Linked DNA regions of Mus musculus: region 2 is linked to region 1. A link is a loop called in an ENCODE intact Hi-C map of the cell type or tissue named here. Cell type or tissue: gastrocnemius. All regions are shown on one strand. Links, peaks and the distances in the headings refer to the core of each region. The heading gives the core; the rest is flanking DNA. Region 1 holds the start of Gm39292 (a long non-coding RNA gene). Region 2 has its middle 55 kb from the start of 1700019J19Rik.

The links. Peaks named below come from ENCODE experiments on the same cell type or tissue, not always from the same donor. Only the 100,000 strongest peaks of a DNase experiment are listed, where the experiment ranks them.
Region 2: it touches region 1 in a loop (1.8-fold over the local background); 2 of 42 quality-filtered maps call a loop at or near these places.

Annotation. Positions count from the first base shown.
Region 1 is chr9:14,150,079-14,160,918 of GRCm38, reverse strand. It overlaps Gm39292 (a long non-coding RNA gene), which reads left to right and starts at 8,343. Exons shown (of 3, transcript XR_870548.1): 1 at 8,343-8,700; 2 at 9,026-9,161. In gastrocnemius, for the core only: no CTCF peak of the experiment used is centred there; no DNase peak of the experiment used is centred there; H3K27ac peaks cover 1,334 bases.
Region 2 is chr9:14,029,181-14,040,020 of GRCm38, reverse strand. No RefSeq gene overlaps it. Among named protein-coding and RNA genes, the nearest start is that of 1700019J19Rik, 55 kb to the left of the region's middle. In gastrocnemius, for the core only: no CTCF peak of the experiment used is centred there; no DNase peak of the experiment used is centred there.

The sequences.
Region 1 (10,840 bases), core at 1,860-9,859:
TGTTTGGATCTCCTGTTTGTGAGTGCAATACCCGCAAAAGCACTATCATACATAACAGAATGGAGAGAGATGTTGCCTAGAGCAAGGGAGGAGAACACTGGAATTATCCCAAGAGAAGCACCTCCTTGAACAAACCAAATACCCTAAGGGTTTCAATGCTGCGAAGAGACACCATGACCATGGCAACTCTTATAAAGAAAACATTTAATTGGGGCTGGCTTACAGTTTCAGAGGTTCAGTCCATTATCATCATTATGGGAAGCATGGTAGCATCCCAGCAGATGTGGTACTGGAGAAGGACCTGAGAGCTTTACACCTTGATCTGAGGCAGTCAGGAGGAGGCTGTCTTTTGCAGGCAGCCAGGAGTGGGCTCTGGATCTCACTGGTTAACTTGAGCATATATGAGACCTCAAAGCCCTACTTCCACAGTGACACATTTCCTCTAACAAGGCTACACCTCTTCTAGTAAGGGCACACCTCCTAAAAGTGTCACTTCCCATGGGCTGAGCATATTCAAATCACCACAACTATGATGTCATTCGGGGAGGTGATACATGGTCTCACAGGAAAACACTCCAGAAGCAAACTTACTTTTGAGCATGCTTAGTTCATGCTTAGGTTAGAGTGACTCTTTAAGAATAGAAGATAGCAGACTTATGTTTGGGCAAGCTTAGCTCAAGGTCATGGAGCCCAGGTCTCAAAGGTTAATATGGCTGACAGGAACACATCTGTGTATGCTCAGTGTAGGTCAAAAGGATGGCTGACAGGACTATCTCTAGGTATAGTTTTGTTCCAAAATGTTTTAACTGATAAAAGGACACTTTGAAGGGATGTTACTATTGTTTACTCCCAAAGATGCTGTCTGTGGTAAGCGGTTTAGATTACTCTAGGAAGGGAGCCATTCAGATAATACTAAGGAAATTGGATGTGGAGCTTGTGATTTAAATGGCTCTTAAGGAAGAGAATAAAGTGTTGCACATGTCTGTGAGGACAGTGGGGATACGGGTAAGTCTCTCAGTCAGTTGTATGAGAGGATGACTGTGCAGGGAGGTCTGAACTGGGCCTATGGGAGACCTCCTGTCCACACTAGAGTGTGGAATCGGTTCTGGTACTCCACCCACTCATGTTCCATGTTGAAGCTGGCCTGGTTCCATCCTGATTATTTTGTTAATGTCCCTCTGCATATGATTGGCTCTGAAGGCTCAGTGTTGAGTTTGTCTCCGTTCAATCGGATCTGAAGGCTTAGTGTTGAATACAGAACAAGACACACTCTCAGTGACGCCATCTTGCTGCTGTGAAATTGCCAGCACACTTCTGAGCTTCATGCCCTGTACAGTATCAACTTTGACTTTAGAAGGCTTTTTCTGGAAAAAAAAAAGCCCCACCACTGATTTCCAGTTTGCTGTTTTAGATTTATCCAAAGAAGTGGAAAACCAGAAGAACAGAGTTGCCCAAATGAAAGATTGCTGTCACTCGGTATGTAGAGAGGTGTGACATCATCATGTATGCTGCTGCTGCGGCTGCTGCGGCTGCTGCTGCACATTACCTGTAACTTCTTAGGGAAGGAAGGTGATTAATAACAGTGACTTGAGAATTCTCTAGTATTTTCTTTCCTAAAATGTGGTAGGACAATGATGCAGTCTTCCAGAGAATTTAATTTAGATTTGAGGAAAATTGAAAATGTTGATGTCTAGAGAAAGGCCAGGAAGTTGGTCAGTCCCAGATGTAAAATAAGCAAACATAGGCAAGGATTGTTTATTCCTTAGTAGAGGACCCAGAGCAGGGAGACAGCAAGTCTCTCTTCAGGGTCTTAGAGAGACCTTAGACACACCTTCCCTTCTATTCTAAATTTCCTTGACACACAGGAGGTGCTCAGCAGAGATTTTGTTAAAGAAATTAATTGTTCTTGGTGTATTCAGTAATCGTGAAAGAATATAACGCTCAGACGTTATCTGTGTGGAAAACAAGTAGGTATGGGGATGGGAACATAAACAGGGGCTCTAAGGGGCAGGAGAAGTGGTTGCTCCTGGGGAGAGAGCTGGTGTCCTGTGCACAGCCAGGTCTGTCATCCTGTGTTCTCTGGGGACAAAGCCTGAACCCTTACTCTGACGCTAAGCACCTATTTTAGGAAACATTGTCTGACTAGGAATCAGCAGCTGTCTACCGTCCAGGGCAGCACCACTGAGGGCAGGGGTGGGGTGGGGTGGGTGGGTATCCAGTGCAGGGGATCCGATTAATTTCTGTTAACATCTGCTTTTCAAAAGGGCAGCTTCCCACAGGCCTCCATGCCTGTTGCTCTGCTCTGTCTGTGGGTGGTACTTCCCTGTCCCTTTTGAAACTCCATTCCTATGCAAAGATTCAAATAAGCACAAACACTGTGTGTACAAGAGTTGAAATTTGATCTAGAATTTAATTCTGGCTTCTTCATTTTATGGATCAGAGAGGTAACGTGACTTGCACAAGGTCACCAAGCTAGGAGGTGGTATTGCTGAAATTCCAACGCAAGGCACTTGGCTTAAACAGGGTATTTTCCATCCCTCACAGGAGCAGGGCAGCAGACAAAGGCTGCTGCCAGGACTGCAGGGCTGGTCTTGCTCTGCTCTTTGGCGTCAGGCAGACTGGAGATCAAATTCCACCTCTGCTTCTTCTAGCTACGTGACCCGTGACTGAAGCAACTTGCTGAGCTACGCCTAGCCTGTTTCTTCCCTGCAGTTGAGAATCCTAACTCCTTCTCACAAGGTTGTCCCCTCCCTTGAGTAACAGCAAAGCTGCCTGCTTTAAGTCACCAGTGCAGGTTTGCACCAGGCAGCCTGTCCCCTGTTCTGAGTCCTGGATTGGGGAAGGAAGCACAAAGTTCTGGTTTAGTCAGATGTTGTCTAGCAAGGGAACTGATCTCCCTGAGGTGCCATTGTTAGGAAAAGGCCCTTCTGACACCCATCCTGGGTGCTGTGATTAAGTCACTGACCTGATGTGTGTTAAAGCTCTTTGTGAACGGACAAGCCTTTTGTTAGTTCTCAGTATTGGCATTAATGCCAGTATCATTTCCCAGCTTCTCCTGCTCGTCTCCCAACTTTCCTATCTCATGTCTTTGGTGGGATTTCTCATTGTGGCACTGTTGGCTTTGTTCTCTTTTCCACAGTGTCCATGTCTGCTACTGTCTTCTTTTGCTTGAGAAACAGTGCTTGTGCACTCTTGTGCCTATTTTCAGGAGCCCATTTCTGGGGCTACAGAAGGATGTGGAAAGATGGAGCAGACCCATTTTGTGAGCTTGACTCACACACTCCCAGCCTCCCTCAATGGGGCATTGGCATCCTAAGAGAACTGCTTATCCGATGGATGATTGGTGGGAATTGGTGGCAGGGAGAAGAGCCAGATGTGCAAAGCCAATGGAAAAATCAAGAACTGTGGCCCAAGAATTCTACTGTTCTCTCTGCTGTTTTCAGACAGGTTACTGCCAGAAGGCTCTGGAAGCCATACCCTGTGGGACCATGCTCATAGGCCTGTGGGCACAATGCCTGTTGCTTTCATTTATTTGTCTTGCAGACAAATACAGCAGCTATTTGAAAAAGTAGCACCCACAAACACGGACAAACCCAGAGACCAAGAGGCTCCATGTGGATCATCCTCTCCCCTAAAAGCTCCAGCAAGTTAAGACACTGTTTACATTTCAATTTGGCAGAGTTTAAAGAAAAGATGGCAATGTAAACTGGGTAGGTTGGAAACCTTCTTACCCTGCAATTCCTTCCCTCTGAGTCATGATATTAGCAATGTGAAATGCACACATTCCATGAGAAGGCTGGGCAAGCTGCTTCTCAGGGTCTTCTTCTTCCCAAGGCCTAGCACACCCTCAGGGACCATTCTCTCTCCTGACCCAGGCTCTAAAGGACTGAGCTCTCCAGTTAATGCCACTTGACATACTTGACATAAAGTGGCCCTTTAACACTTCCAATCAAAGAAGGAGATAATGGGTAGAAGTAAAATCTTATGAACTAGCAACGATGGGGCACCTAAGACAACCTGATTTTTGCAGTTGGTCGGTAAACTAGACTCAGCCTTTGTGATTAGGCCAAAATTGCGCATAGATTGCTTACCCAGCTCTCAGTGCCAGGTCAGTGTGGGGGAAACTTTCCCTTTTCTATGGCACTGACAAAACCCAGCAGAAGCAACTTCAGGAAGGGAGGGTTTATTTTGGTTCATCCTGGCAGAAAAAGCATGCTGGGAAAGTAAGGCCACAGTAGTGTGAATGACTGGGCTGGACACGATGCACCCACAGTCAGAGATCAGAGAGAACTCAGGTGCGAAGCTTGCTTTCTCTACACAGCCTAGACTCCAGACTCCCACTTTCAAGGAGGGACTTCTCAGTTAAACTTCCCTGGAAACTCCCACACCAGACATATTTAGAGGTTTGTCTTCTACAGAATTGAAGTTGGCAAGATTAACCATCACAAGGGACCTCATGGCTGGGGAGATGGCTTAGTGGCCAAAGTTCTTGAGGACCAGAATTCAGATACTGTTAGTGGCATCACATCCTCACAGGCCTGCCAGAATTGGATGCCTGACACCTGTGTACACATCTAGAATGGCTTCCCCATTGGGTTAGGCTGTGGGTACCACACATAGCATGGAGGATGCTCTCCTTTTTATATGGTTGGTGCAGAGCTGCTCTTCTTGTAGATGCAATTACAGTCTTGCTGCCATGGCAGGTGGCACATGGAATCCATTTGCACACATGTTAAACTATCTTGCTCAGACATGCATGGACCACTTAGAGGGTACAGACTTTAAAACTAGCTTCAGAAGTGGATTCTGCTCTCAGTTATAGATGAGGTCCTGCTCTCAAAGCACTTATCATTTGACTTTTATTCCTTTATTGAATGTCCAGACCTCTGAACAAAGAAACAAAACCAAGCAAAAGGCACTGTACTGTACTGTACTGTACTGTACTGTACTGGAAGAGATCATGACATTGACCTAAGAAGTAGTTTCCTGCTTGCTTATTATATAACTTTGAGGAATTTACCTGAACACCAGAGGAATAGTTTTCTCATCTATAAAATGGGAATCTGTGCTCAATTATTGCACAGAAATGAAGTTATAAATAAATAACTTCCCTACACAGCATTTTTCTGAATACACAATTCTATCCTGAGAAGTAATATTCTGAGAGATGATATATGCAAATTATCACGTCAGAATTTAATATTTTGCATCATTGATATGGAGCCAGGTATAGCAGTGGAGAAAGGGGTAAGGAATTAGCTTACTCTGCCTGGATAAGCCAGAGCAGCACCCACAAGAGGCTACATAGGAGCTGGGAGCTTCATTTGTTCAATAGGCACTGGGTTAAGCATTCATTGCAAGCCCGGGAACATGGGTCAGTGTGCTGACTGGATTTTGTCAACATTACACAAGCTCAGGTCATTCAGGAAGAGGACTGGCCTGTAGGAAAGTCTGTCAGGCCATTCTCTTGACTAATGATGGATGTTGGAGGGCCTGGCACTGTGAATGGTACCAACCCTGGGTAGGTAGTGCTAAGTTGTACAAGAAGGTAGTCTGAGCAACCCATGAAGAGCAAGCCAGTAAGCATCATTCCTCTTTTGGTTTCTGCTTCAGTTTCTGCATCTGAGTTCCTACTTGAGTTCTTGCCTTGATTTTCCCCAGTGAAGGACAGTTACTTATAAGCCTAAGATTAAATAAACCCTTACCACTAAAGCTGTTGTGGTCAGTGTTTTATCACAGCAATAGAAACCCCAACTAAGACAGTTAGCTTATGTTACTCATTTGAGAAAGGTGACCAAGTCTGTGCTATTTGGACTACAGGGTGCCTTTGGCTCTGGGAGATGGTGCTGGAGGCCAGCTCTGAGTAGGGCCATAAGTTGTACATATATTCCTGATGAAATGGGGCCTTTTTATACCATTTCATATGTTCTATTTTCAATGGCCAGGCTTCATGATAAGCTATGACGAAAATGTTTTCTTTTGTTTCCCTGAGAAATATCACTGTTCATTCTGTATATTTTTAGAACCAGACAGAAGTTCCAGACTTATGAGAATTCCCTGGTAGCTGTTTAGAGATTTTAGTATAATTCTTGGTTGCATGGTCCATTTCCTTGCCTTTCTGGCCTGTGTTGTCTAGGCTCCCAAGCCTTCTGTGTGGGACATGGCTACCTCTCAGTAGATTATTACTGCCAAGTAGAAGGCATGGTGTCAACTGGAAACTGCTTAGCTGGTCATTTTCTTCTTGAGGTCTAACCCATTTCTTCTACCTTGACTCTCTTGTTACAGTGCCTCTGAGGTAGAATTTTATTTAAGATTCCAATAGTCAAGTATATTTAAAAAAAAGTATCTGACTCTAATTATGAAGAGGCTTGAATTTTTTCTTTTTTCTTTTTTGTTTTGTTTGTTTGTTTGTTTGTTTTGTCTTGTTTTGTTTTTTTCTTTTTTGAGGCAGGGTTTCTCTATATAGCCCTGGTTGTCCTGGAACATACTCTGTAGACCAGGCTGGCCTCGAAATCAGAAATCCACCTGCCTCTCCCTCCCAAGTGCTGGGATTAAAGGCATGCACCACCACTGCCTGGCTTCTTTTTATATTCAGGGGTATATCAAGCTAGCATATGGGTTAGAAATTGTAAACCATTACTGCAAAGGCTAGAGCGCAGTCACAGGTGTCCATTCAGAGTGTATGGAGGAAAGAGGCCTAGGAAATCTGTGTTTAAAACAAAAATCAAAACAAAACCATAAATTACTTTGTAGTCAGAACTTTGTCAAACTGCTGTAGTTTTGTGCCTGTTGCTATAATAATATACCCTCACAAAGAACAAAGTAGGAGGGAAAGGGTTTATTTGACTTACAATTCTATTTCATAGCCGTGCTTGTAGAGAAGTCACACAGCAAGAGGCTAAACAGCTGGTCACAGTTTAGCCACAGTCAAGATTAAAGAAGTGAATGTAGCCATCTGCCTGCCTGCCTCCTTAGTCAATTGCTAGCTTTCCTTACTCTTATACACTTGAGGGCAGCCTAGGGAATGGTACTGCTCACAGTGGGCTGTGTCTTCCTACAACAATTTAGCAATCAAGACAGTTCCCCACAGGCCAGCCTAGTGTAGACAATCCCTCAATGAGACTCTCTTTCCAGGTGAATCTAGATTTCAAGTTGACAGTTAAAACTAAACAGGACTTAGCTCATTTGTAACAGTCTACTTCAGGCTGAGTGATTTATAAAGAAGATAATGCTGGAGCCTGGGAATTCCAGAAGCGTAGCAGTGGTGTCCACGAGGGGCCTATACCATGGCAGAAGGTGGAGGATAAGTGGCTGGTGTAAGAGCTGGAGGGTGAGATTCGGCTCCCTTTCACAGTCTCCTACTCCAATAACCAACATATTCCCAGGGTTCTGAGGTTAAGCCAATCTTGAGGGCTCAGCTGTGACCATCACCGTGGCACTGCAATTCCACATGAACTTTATAGGTCTGTGGAGTAAAGGGGTTGCCACAACAAATCATCCTAGTGTCTGTCCCACCACCACATCTATGACCTTCTTTGCAGTCATTCAACAAACCCTTGCTGAATTTCTCTGTGTGCTTACATGCTCTACACACTGGGATTCAGGGCAGACATAGCCACTGTCCTGTTAACGCTTATGTTCTACCTGGGAAACATTAAAACTAACAGGATCCTATATTAGAATCAGTACTCATGTGACAGAAACAAAGCTGGCTAAAGTTTTTATTCCTTACCTCCCTCTCTAGATTTAACAAATCTGGCTTCTATTCCCAGCCCTGCAGATGTCCCCACTCCTCAGATGCTCTGTTGTTCTGTGTAACCCAGAGAAAGTTCTACCGTATTCATATGTGGGGGGGGTATTCATATGTGGGGGGGGGGCGTTAAATGAGTGAATTTGTTAAGTATACAGCAAGCCAAAGTAAAAGATTAAACACACACACACACACACACACAGAGAGAGAGAGAGAGAGAGAGAGAGAGAGAGAGAGAGAGAAAGAGAGAGAGATGGGGGAAGAGGGAGAGGAAGAGAGGGAGGGAGCGAGGGAGGGAGAGAGACAGAGGAACATTTAAAACATCTAGCAGAAATTGATTGAGGCAGCCACACTGAGTCAGTCATACTGGCTGGAGTTGCCAATAGACTGGCAGAGCACAGCGTTACCTCAGTGTCACCTCCACAGAGGCTTTTAAGTTAAGAGAAAAAAAAATAACATCAGAAAGGTGAGATTGTCACACTGGGGACGTAGACATGTCCAACAGAAACCAACTGGGAAGTCAAGGCAGGCATCTGGTATTCTCTGTTGAGCTGTCTCTTCATGCTCTTACCTAGCTTGCTGAGGCTGAGTTCCTGTCTTCTCCTCCCCACTGTAGGCACCTTTATACCATGGGATAAATGATGGTTACCTCTGTTGGAAATGGTTGACCAAGCTGTTCTAAAAGACACACTGTTTTTATTCGTGGGGTGACCTCTTCCCTCCCTGTCACAGAGTTAAGGGGCAGCCTGTCTCAGACCATGGAGGACACTTTGAGACAAACAGGCCTGGGTCCAAAGTGGAGATGGGGACCTCAGCTCAGTTTCCAAAGCCAGCTTCTCTGTGAGTCCAGACCACATGGTGTGACCTGCCAATCAAATGCACACTGCACCAACTCTGGTGGACACCCTGTCACCTTTGCCTTGTCTACTCTATGGTGTTTAGTCACTGAGGTAATGAGTCATTGGTCTTATTTCTATAATTTTATTTTAAAAATTCTCATAACAATGCTGAGATAGGCAGTATTGTGGTTACCATTTTAGATACAAGGAAATTGAGGCACACAGACATGAAATAGCTTGCCCAAGATCACTCAGAAAGCATTCATCACCAGCTGTTGGCCTTCCCTTTTAGGTGGGCTGGTCACTACCCTGTGGCTGGACATCCTAGGTATCTGAGCATTCATGTGCCAGCTACCTCCCAGACTCCCCTCCTCTAACAGCTCCTCCTGTGGTAGGAGCTTGTCTCTTATCCTTGTCTCTTATTCTTTCTGTATAGTCTTCTAGTTCCCATTTCCAAGATTCTCATGACCCCCAAGATCAACACCATCAGGCTAGACCTCTCTTCTGACCTTCTGATGCTATCACCGGTGCACAGTTTGGGCATCTGATAAAGATTTCTGCTGGTTTTTCAGGTAAGTGCCCTCTGAATGCCATACTTCATGATTATTACAAAGTCTGTGGCAACATGGTGGGTTGGGAATCCAGGTTGTGGGAATCAGTGTGTAGCCGGGAAGGTAGACTGAAGCCCAACAGGCTTCCCAGTGAAAGCCTTAACTTTCCACCTCTCTTAGCTCACCCAGCTTTGCTTTTCTCATTTTCTCAGGGTATCTGTTACCCCATGTTTTATAAAACATAAAGTTGAATGTGCCCTTTCATCTGCATCCCCTGGGAGGCCTGCCATTGGAAAGCAGCCTGACTTCTGTGGAGATGGGTTCTCTTTTCAGGAGTGTCCATTTGTGAGGTTGGCCCTGTGTATATCCTATGCAACATGCTTTTGACCATATGATTAGTTCCAGAAATGGCAAGCTAAGACCCAGCAGGATTTCATGGGCAGGTGGATACTCAGAAGTCCGTTCATCCATCCCTCTGTCCCTCAAATAACTCAGGATTTTGTCATTGATCATCTGCTGTCTCTGAGAAAGTTGTACCATACAGGTCCTTGAATTCAAAAATGATTCTCAAATGTAATCATCTGTAAAAGAATCGTATAGATTCACTCATGGTCAAGAATTCCTCATTCAGCTGAAGTTTTGAGATGAGGATGAAGCAAGAGGCGCATCCTGGGCTGGGGAGATGGCACAGTGGGCAAGTGTGAGGACCTGAGTTCAGATCTTCAGAACCCAGGAGAAGCTGGGCACGGTAGTGTGCCTACAATGAGGTGATGGGCAGAGAAGGAGAATTCCCATAAGCTGAAAGACCAGTAAGTCTGGTGTGTGCTCCAAGAACAAGTGACCCTGCCTCAAATAGGGTGGATGAAGAGGACCAGCACCAGCATCTTCCACATGTGTGCCTTAGCATGTACTCATACACATTCACATACATGACCATACATGCACCTTGCACATACACAGGAAGTGGGGCTGAGATGGAGAGTGAGAGAATTCTTTTAAAAAGAGACTTGTTCTTCTTAATTTGGCCAGAATAGAAGAGGAGACAGACTTACACAACTATGTCCTCAGAGAGTCGTGGGCTTCTGACATCATACAGAGGGTGTCTATCAGGATGTGCGTCTTTGTTAGAGCACAAGAGAGGACAAAGCACCTCCAAACTGAGTTTTACACGCAGACAGCAGCCGCATATGCTCAACTACAACTCTTAATGTAGACTAGGTCTCCCTCAGCTCCAACAGTTAGCTGCGCATCTGGACGGCTCGGGAGCAGTAATGAAATCAAGATGCTTCTCTATTCTCTAGAAGATACTGTTCCTGCATCTGTGGCCCCGAGGCTCTGCTTTGCTGTTAGAGTTGAACGAATGTAAATAACTCAAAACATGTTCCAATAGTGTGTTCCTCATTTACAACTTATTCTATGCAAATGTAGGCTGAGAAAGGGTTGGCTATAGCCTAGGACAAACGGCCCAAGTCCATCCTGACCAAATTCCCCAGACACTTGGCTAGCTCATGGGTGGCAGAGTTTGGCTAAACTATATCGACACAACCCTCATTTTGTTTGCCTGAGCCATCATTGAATAAAGACTATTATGCAATCTACATGTAAAGACAGCCACTGGCAGGGTATGTGTCCCCGAGTATGTGTGCACATGGCCTCAACTAGACCATCTAGGAAGGGGGTGGCCTCAGAGCCCAGAGGTC
Region 2 (10,840 bases), core at 1,662-9,661, 120 kb after region 1:
AAAAGCCCACTGCTAATTAATACCTCTTAACATTAACGATCTCATTTCTCCAATAAAAAGACACAGACTAATAGAATGGATGCAAAAACAGGATCCATCCTTCTGTTGCATTCAAGAAATATTCTTTCACATCAAGTACAGATATCACCTCAGGATAAGCAAATAGACCCTAGAAGCAAGCTGGTGTAACCATGTTAATATGTGACGAAACAGATTTTAATCCAACACTAATCAGAAGAGTTGGGAAATGACACCACATGTTCATCAAAGGAAAAATCTATGAGGAAGATACTGCAATTCTTTAATATCTATGTACCAAACACAGGGGCACCCAAGTTTGTAAAGAAACCCTCTTGAAGCTTAAATCACATGTTGATCCTCACACATTGATAGTAGAAGGCTTCAATCCCTACTCTTGTCAATAGACAGGTCATTCAGACAAAAACTAAGCAGAAAAATGCTGGAACTAACTGATGTTATAAACCAAATTGACCTAACATATTTATAGAATAGTTTATTTAAACACAAAAGAATACACTCTCTTCTCAGCACCTCATGGAACTTTCTCCAACACTGACTGCATAATCAGTGGTCACAGATCAAAACTCAACAAATATAGGAAAATTGAAATAACATCTCCAAATAACATCTGCAACCTATCTAACCACCATCGATTAAAGCTGGTTATCAACAACAACAGAAAAAAAATAAAAGGCTTATAAACTCATAAAAATTTGATGACTCACTACTGAGTGATAAATGGGTCAAGACAGAAATTAAGAAATAAATTAAGAACTCTCTAAAATTGAATGAAGATGAATATACAACATGCCCCAGTTGATGGATCACAATGAAAGCAGTGCCAAGAGGCAAGTTTATAGCACTAAGTACCTATAAAAAAAAAATGGAGAGCTCTCACACTAGTAACTTAACAACACAGCCAAAGTCCCTAAAACAAAAAGAAGAAATCAAGCCCAAAAGAAGAGAATGAGAAGAAATAATCAAATTTAAAGCTGAAATCAGGAAAACAGAAAAAAAAATCAATGAAACAAAGACTTTTGTTCTTTTTTTAGTTGTTATTTTGGAAAATCTATAAGATTGACTAGCTTTTATCCAAGTTAACTAAAAGTCTGAGACAGAAGACCCAAATTAACAAAACTAGAAATGCAAAGGGCGATATAAAAACAAACACTGAAAATCCAGAGAGACACAAGGATGGACTTTCAAAACTTGTTCTCCACCAAATTAGAAAATCTAAAAGAAAGGGATAATTTTCTCCATACACACCACTTACCAAACTTAAGTCAATATCAGAAAAGAAATATAAACAGACTTATAACCCTTAGCGAAATAGAAGGTGTCAATGAAAATTTCCCAACACGCACACACACATACACACACACACACACACACACACACACACACACACACACACACACACACGCATGTGCATGCGCATAAAAAAAATTAAAAGCACAAAGCCAGATGGTTTTAGTGCAGGATTCTAGCAAATTTTTAAGGAAGAGTTAAATCCAATACACCTCAAATTATTCCAGAAATTAGAAACAAAGGGAACACTGCCCAATGCATTTTATTCAAACACAGTTACCCTGATACTCAAGCCACATAAAATTCAACAAAAGAAGAAAACCACAAACTAATTTCCCTTATGAACATAGATGCAAAAATGCTCAACAAAATACTTCTAAACCATATCTAAGAAGACACCAAAGAGATCATCCACCATGATCAAATAGGCTTCATCTCAGAGGTGTAGGCATCGTTCATCATACAAATATCAGTAAATATAATCTACCATATGAATAAATTGAAAGAAAAACACACAACCATTTCATTAAATGCAGAAAAGGCCATTGACAAAATCCATGCCCCTTCATGATAAACATTCTAGAAGGAGTAGGAATACAAGGGGTGTACCTAAACACAATAAAGACAGCTCATAACAAGACCATAGGCAACATCAGCATAAATGGGTAGAAACTCAAAGCAATTCTACTACAGTCAGGAATAAGAAAAGGTTGTCCACTCTCTCCATATCTATTCAATACAGAACTTGAAGTTTTATCTAGCTTAATGAGACAACTGAAGGAGATCAAGAGGATACATATGTGCAAGGAAGAAGACTAAGTATCGTTATTTGCAGTGATATAGTCCTATGTACAAATGACTCAAACTTTTAATGGAAACCTATACAACTGAAAAACCACTTTGAGTACAATAGTTGGATATGAAATTAATTCACAAAATCAGTAACCTTTCTATACAAAGTTACAGCCTGAGAAAGAAACCAGAAAAGCACTGCTTCTCATAATAGCTTCAAATAATATAATGTGTCTTGAGATAACCCAAACAAAGCAAGTGAAAGATTTGTATGATAAAAACTTTAAGACATTGAAGAAAATATCAAAAGACAGGATGATCTCATGGATTTCTAGAATTAATAAAGTAAAAATGGAGAGCCTACCAAAGGCAAAATACAAATTCATTGCAACCCCCATCAAAGTTTTAGCACAATTCTTCACAGACCTTGAAAGGACAATTCTCAACCTCATATAGAAAAAAAACAAAACAAACAAAAAACAAAAATCCCCAGAAGAGCTAAAACAAAACAATCCTGAACAATAAAAGATCTTTGAAGGTATTTTCAAATTGAGCTACATCATTTCAGGCAGAACCACAGGGGAATCATAATAAAGCAAGCAGCATGGTGTTGGTTTAAACACAAACATAGAGCATAAAAGAGTTGGTGTTGGGGGCTGAGACCTGGGCATAGAGGATTTCTAGCAGTGGTAAACTACAGAAAGCTCATTCTGTAGGCTGGTTAGTTAAACAGCTTACCTTTGACTTAATGAACATTTTAGCTTGAAGAATTGAGTGGTTTCCTGTCAGCTAAAGCATTTCAATGGTGTATTAACTATGCTATAGGACTGTAATCTTCAGGTGGCTGAGGCCTTGTGCTGTCTCTACAGCTGCATCTGTGAGTGTCCTACCGTTCTCCATGCACCCGAGTCTCCCCATGGATACTTTGTCACCACCTACCACAGAGCCTTTGCACAGGGCTTTTCCCAGAATTTCCTTCTCCCTCTGCGTAATAAAATCATTCCCTAGATCTCAGATGAGCCATTGTTTTATTCTCAGAATTTCTCACGATCCGTACTCCAATCTAGACCCACTCACGTACATAGTGTCTATAAAGGTCTTTAATTGCTTTTCCTGGATATCCTTGAGGAAAAAGACTCTCTTGTTTATAGTTTTATCTTTGGTGCCTGGCACACGGCATACATTCACCAAGTGTTTATTTTAGACAAAGAGAAAGAACTGGATTGGGAGGGGGGTCATATATTCTGTGCAGGCTTCCTTTAGTGCAGTGGTTCTCAACCTGTGTGTCGCGACCCCTTTGGGTGACATAATATATATTTGTATTATAATTCATAACAGTAGCAAAGTTAGTTATGAAGTAGTAATGAAATGATTTTATGTTTGGGGGTGGTCACCACAACATGAGGAACTGTATTAAAAGGTCACAGCACTAAGAAGTGTAGAAACCACTGCCCTGGTGATAGGTCTAGGTCTGGAGGACTGACTAGTCCTTTGCTCCCAGAGTCTTTCCACTGGGCTCCAGATAGGAAATAAGAGCAAGGCCTGGTCTCAGATCACAAAGGCAAAGGTATTTCATTGAGTGAGGATGTCAGGTTGACAGGCAGCGAGTTTCAACTCCATGTGAATGAAGGGGTTAACATTCAAATGACAAAAGAGACAGCCTGGAGAAAATTCCCTTGTCACAGTGGTCTCTGAAACTGTGGAGGCTAGAATGAGCGGGCTGATGAATCTGTCCTCCCGTCCTACTTTGAGATGAGTCCCATCCACAGGGGGGAAAATTGGAGCAAATTATCTCTCAACAAGCTTCCAAAGAGTGCTTACAAGTTCTGTCTCTGGGCGAAGAACAAAGGAAAACCGGAACCTTTCCTGCTCCCTCTCTGCTGATGTGTGCAATTTTGCTGCAAGCTGGAGATGGTTCTGGGGGCAGAGTGGTGCTGTTTCCCGGCACAATCTCCTACCCTTAGCTGATGCTCACAAGGCCTTTACTGTAGAGAAGGGACACTCTGTAGGACATTTCCTGTTTTATTCTGGTAATGGTTTGTGAACCCCATGGATCAAATATAGCAGACTCCAAAGATTGGGGCAAGTTTTATGAGTCATCCAGTGCTATTTGCTTTCAGTCTTTTTCCTTCCTTCTCTCCATGGAGGAGTATACTCAGGGGAACCTTCACAGAACTGGCCAGAAGCCATGATGGCAAATCTGACTCCATTATCTTAGGACAAGGAGTGGCATGGCTTCTTCTAGCCAGATTCCTCATACGGCATGAGAATTATGACTGGTCAAGACTGTCTACACAGTCAGCAACCAGATTCAATTCCAGGAGCTGGGACTGAACAAACAAGGTGTTATTTTTAACGTATATAACCCCTGAGGGATGCACCTAGATCCACATGGAAGACCAGCCTGAGTCCACTTCATTCTACCCTATCCAAATATCTCCAGCATGCCACTGGGCTGACATAGCCTGTATGCAGATTTCTTTTCTGAGGCATAAAGTTTTTTGATTGAAAAAATAAGCAAAATACTATGTGGCAGTACAAGCAAATAATAGAGTTTTAAAACTAATTTGACTGATTAATAGGTTTAATCACTTAAATTTTATGCCTAATAGACTTGTCACCAGCTACAGAGCAATTGAAATGGCATTGGCTAGATCATCACGGTCCACTTAGTTTCATTTTCATGAGAGCATTCCAGAATCAAGCTCCAAACCTAAGTTAGTCATGTACAAGCTGTAAATCTGAGAAATTGAGCTTCTGTTAAAATGTAATGTCTTGTAAAAAGACAAGAGAAGGCAGCACTATTACTTTATACAAAGCAGTCTGCAGGAGCTTATCATGGTGAGGGTTCAGAGGCAGGAGCAGGGTGTTGAAGAGGTCACTGTGTATCTCAGTCATGCCATCAGAAGATCATGGCAATTCTCCAAGTGAGAGATGGTAGGCCAGGATTATACCTAGGCTTAGATTACCAAGCAGATAAAGGTATACTTTCCAGAATATTAGAAATAATGAAGAATATGTGGGTTTGGGTTGGAGATAATGGTGTCCTTAAGATGTTGGACATAGTCTGAGACCTCTAGGACACTGCCCAAGTAGTGGGCTATAGCTTGGAAACTAGGGATTTGGGAGATCACACTTAGAGGCAGTGCAGAGTAGTTCATCTCAATTACCAACTTGACTAGAGTTAAACTCACCGAGGAGACACACTTCTTACAAGTGTCAGTGTGGGTATTTATAGAGATGTTTAACTGAGTACAGAAGATGCATCCTGGATGAGAGTAGTACCACCCATGGGCTAGAGTCCCAGACTGAATAAAACAGAACAGAGATGATCATGAGTTCTATACCCTTCACCCATTGCTTTCTGGTCGTCAAGAAGTGAGACGCCCCAGCTCCATGCTCTTGCCACCGTGAACTCCTTCATGGGATCACTAGATTGTGAAGCTATTACTTCTATCATGCATTTTGTCACAGCCTGGGAGAAGTCACTAATACAAGGGCAATGGGTCGTTAAGAACAGGAGCAGAGAAGTGCCATTTCCTTGCAGGATGACTCTGGACAAGTAGCTTTTCACCCTCTCAACTCTGCTCAGTGGAGGGTAGCTATAGTTTTTACCTAATGGAGTCATTATGAAGATTAAATATGGCAGCATATGTAAAAATGCCTAAAAAGTGCCTGGCACTCTGAATAAATATTGCTACTAAAGATGCTAATTAGCCACTGAGTGCCAGTGTCAGGATCAAAACCTCTCCTCTTTGGAGTTTGTCCAATGTCCTAAGATCTCAACCACTACATCCAGAACGTTGAACCCTTCATGGGCCCCTTGCCCAGGAAGTAAAAACAATGACACAGGCTATGGTCGACCATACAGTACTGGCTTATTTTTATTCATTTTTTTTTTATTTTTTTCACATATAATACATCCTGATGGCAGTTTCCCCTCCCTCCACTTCTCACAGTTCCCTACACATCCCCCGTCACCCAGACCCATTCCTCCTCCATTTCACTTCAGAAAAGGGCAGGCCTCGCAGAGATATCAACTGAATGTGCATAACAAGCTACAATAAAACTAAGCACAAACCTTCATATCAAGGCTGGACAGGGCAACCTAGTAGGAGGAGAAGGGTTCCAAGAGCAGTTAAAAGAGTCAAAGACAATCCCTCTCCCTGATTTCCACTCTTAGGACTCCCACGAGAGCGCCAAGCTACGCAACCCTGATGTATGTGCAGGGGGCATAAGTCAGATCCATGCAGGCTCTGTGACTGTCCCCTCAGTCTCTGTGAGCCCCTGTGAGCCCTGCTTAGTTGATTTTGTAGGTCAAGTTCTTGTGGTGTTCTCGAGCCCTCTGGATCCTACAGTCCTTCTGTCCCTTCTTTCACAGAGTTCCCCCGAGTTCCACCTAATGTTTGGCTGTGGATCTCGGCATCTGCTCTCATCAGTTTCTGCATGCAGCCTCTCTGACAATGACTGGGCTAGGTTCTGCTCTATGAGTATAGCAGAGTATCGTTAGGAATCATTTCATTAACTTTTTTTTTCTTCTTCCAGTTTTGTTGATCCTAGGTCTCTGGGCTACCCTCTGGTTCCTGGCCATCCAGGCAGTGCCAGGCATGGGCTTCCACTCTTGGCATGGACCTCAAGTTAGACCAGTCATTGGCTGACCACTCCCAAAAGCTCTGAGCCACCATCAATTACTCCAGCACATCTTGCAGGCAGGACAAAATATAATCTAGGTCAAAGGTTTTATGGCTGGGTTTGTGTCTCAGTCCCACTGTTAGAAACCTTGCTGATCACAGAAGAAGCCAATTCTAGAATCCTTATTACTACGACGCTTCACTTGGGTCACCATTGTAGATTCCAGGAAATTTTCATTGCACTAGGTTTCCACATTGTCCCTCCCCAAAGTCACCCAGTTTTAGCCATCTCTTCCTGTATTCTTTCCCTCCATCCCTGCTCCCCAGCTTGATCCCTCTTGTTTCCCTCCCCACCCACCCCCAGTCCACTGGCAGAATCTATTCTATTTCCCCTTCCCCGGGAGAAACTTGTGTCCCTCCTTGAGCCCTCCTAGAGAGACTAAGAAACAAGAACTGATAAAGTATTTTTAAAATACTTAGAACCATGTTCAACATTGTAAAGTCTATGAAAGGTTTGTAATTTAACAATAATACATTTTTTTCTGTAGTAACAAAATTACTTCCTGTGAAAACTAGCTCTGTTGCCACTAAGCTGAGCCTGGCAGGATGGAGAAAGTCAGCAGGGAGTGTTCAATGTGCCCTGCACCAGGAAGGCAAGAATCCTGAGTACTCTTTTGACAGCCAAGTGGAGCTAAATCACTCTGGAAGGGTACCTGAGCTCCGGAGGCAATGGGTAGCAATTTCAAATCTTTCAATTCTACAAATCACCAGTGACGGTGGCCAAATGTGGCATGAGCTGAAAGCACACCCTTAAAAGAAGTGAATGATATTCTGCAAAAGGAAGTTTGGAAGATAGGGGTGGGGTGGGGGAGAAATCTAGCTAGGAGAAGAGAAAAGGCCCAGGTCAAAATAAATCTGACTCCTGGATTCCTAGTCTCCGATCTTCTGGTGGACCACTCAGATCTGTTTATGATCATTTACATAGTTGAGAGTCTCTGGGGTTTTGGTTGTTTTCTCATTTCAAAATCCAACACAGCAGGGAAGGAGGTTGATGCTTCTATTCCTATTCCATCTGAAAGAGCACAGCACAAGGTTTTTTTGAATCTCCCCTCTGCCCTCCCTCCCAACATTGCTCAGACAATTCAATGCCTCATAAGAGAAGTAATTTTGAGATAATGACACAAAGGCAGCAATTAAAAAATATTGCTTGTTTCAGGGCCTATAAATTGGTTGTTGGTAATTGAGGACAGAATGTGTTTTCTAATCCACTGAAATGATATCTTATTGCAAGCTGGCGTGGTAATTACTGTATTTGTACAGTACTGGAGGAGCCCCAGCCTGAGGTTGACAGGGAGTTGATTAAATCGCCCAGGTGTAATTGAAGGCTTTGATTGCACTGCCTCTGAGCTGATCAGGTTTAGTAATAGCTTGGTTTAACTCTGTCATGTGCTCTTAGAATCGTCAGTGGGAGTGCAGGCCGCTCCATTCCCCTCCCAGACCCGCTGCACCCCTGTGGAGGAAATGAAAGAAAGAAAAAAAGAAAGAAAGAAAGAAAGAAAGAAAGAAAGAAAGAAAGAAAGAAAGAAAGAAAGAAGGAAAGAAAGAAAGAACAAAAGAAAGAAAAACAAGACAGTTTCTTAGTGCAGAGAAAACCAGAGCTGGCAGACAGCATCCTTCACTGCGGACTTGGATGACATCATCCAGACAAAAGCAACCTGTTTCTCACTGCCTGCTTTGTTTCTTCAGATGAAGAGGGCTCAGACTGCAGCATACACAGATGCAGTATCAGGCCATCATGTTGAGAATAAACAGGAAATGGAATTAAGTTCATTATTTACTCATTAGGTGATTGCAAAATAAATGTTAAAAAAAAAAAAAACAGGTTTCAGCAAAGGAAATTTAAGTTAACCTCCGTAAGTGCATTCTGGTGGTTCGGTTTTAAGAGAGACACCATGAGGCTATATAGGCAAGATCCTTGGAGACGCTGGGTTTTGTGACGGTCAGAAGTAACTGTAACCCTCCTGCTGCCAGGACCGAATACTTTAATTTGGAGGCTTCAGCAGCTGCACAATGCAAAGTAATGTCAGTATGTCTATACGTACCCATCGTGCCTGAGGCCTAACAGGCATCATGGCAAAGGTGGTGACCAATCCACTCTCACTGATGGATTAGCAAGTGAAAGAACAAATAAGCCCGTGGAAGAAATGGGGGGAAGATGTGGGCATCACAGAAGGCTCTTGTGGGGTGATTTGTGAGTCTGTGCTATTTGTATGATGTAGTGATATCCCAGTTAATGGTAAAGTAGTGAAAATGTCACTCAGGATAGCCACGTGGGTCTCAGTCTATCTACTTAGCTCTGAAATGAACATTGACATGGCTATTATTTTTTAAAGCTCAGTTTCTATTGAATGAGAAGAAATGGGTTGTAGCAATTTTTATTATTACTGAATTAAGGACAGAGACGAAACATAAAACATAAGGACCAGCTTAGCATCTTCACCTGAAAGTGAGTGGAAGCTGCGCCTTTAGTTCTATAAGAACATTTGAGATAAAATGTTACATATGTTTACAAAAGTTTGAGGGAATTGCAAACATCTTTTTGGTCTTTTTAAGAGGCGCCAAAGAAGAAAATGCACGATATTATTTCTATGGGTCTTCTTTTTATGAGCATTAACTTAATAAATGACAAGCTTTAGCTGTCAATCAGAAACCAGCTGGAACATGCTTATACTAAGCTCAGGCTGTCTATGCTATGCACATAAGTGTTACAGAAAGCTTTTTATCTTCTCACAACATTTATCCCTGATTCCACCACACGTTAAATAAGTCCCATGTGAATTACACTGAAAGATACTACTGTTGGAGTGCCATGTTGGGAACCTGACTTAAAATAAAGAAACTGGCTGGCAGGCCAGCTCAGTGGTTGATAATGAGTGCTGCTTTTGCAGGGGACCCAAGTTCATTTCCCAATACCTATGTCGGAGGCTCAGAACTAACTATAAGTCCAGCACCAAGGAATCTAACACCCTCTTCTGGCTTCTATAGAAACACAACATACAACACATACATACATACATAAAAGCACACCCCCCCACACACACATAATTTAAAAAATAAACTTGAAAGAGACAGAGGTGAGCTGAACTACCTGGAAGAGAATTCTCTCAGATGTTGAATACATACAGTAGATAGACAGCCTCAATCCCATGACACAGCTTTCTGTGATAAACCACGAGAGTCCAAGTCATAGGAAAATGAACAAATCATTCACTCATCTTGGAAACAGACTCAGATGGGAAACCTCTTTGTCCAAAAGTACTGGCAAGTAAGTAGTATCTGGTCTTAAAATGGGCTCCCCATCTCTACATCCAATGAGTTTCATGGTATCACTTTAGAAACTGCCCTTACTCTCTGTCACTTCTTCTAAATAGTTTTTCAGCTTACCTATCCTTCTCTATAGTTCACCTCCCCTCTATTGCTACTTATGACATGTAAAATTGCCTCCTGGTTTTCAAATTATATTCTGGACATACTCTTTGGTTTACCCCAAACCTATCAGTGTGCCCATCCTCATGGAAACCACAGGAACAGAAGTTGTATAACATTTTCTTCAATGCATTATATCCTGCAGGGAAGGACACATGCTCCACTATGTTCATAGCAGCCTTATTTATAATAGTCAGAAGCTGGAAAGAACCCAGATGCCCCTCAACAGAGGAATGGATACAGAAAATGTGGTACATTTACACAATGGAATACTACTCAGCTATTAAAAAGAATGAATTTATGAAATTCCTAGCCAAATGGATGGACCTGGAGGGCATCATCCTGAGTGAGGTAACCCAATCACAAAGGAACTCTCACAATATGTACTCACTGATAAGTGGATATTAGCCCAGAAACTTAGGATACCCAAGATATAAGATATAATTTGCTAAACACATTAAACTCAAGAGAACGAAGACCAAAGTGTGGACACTTTGCCCCTTCTTAGAATAGGAAACAAAACACCCATGGAAGGAGTTACAGAGACAAAATTTGGAAGTGTGATGAAAGGATGGACCATCTAGTGATTGCCATATCCAGAG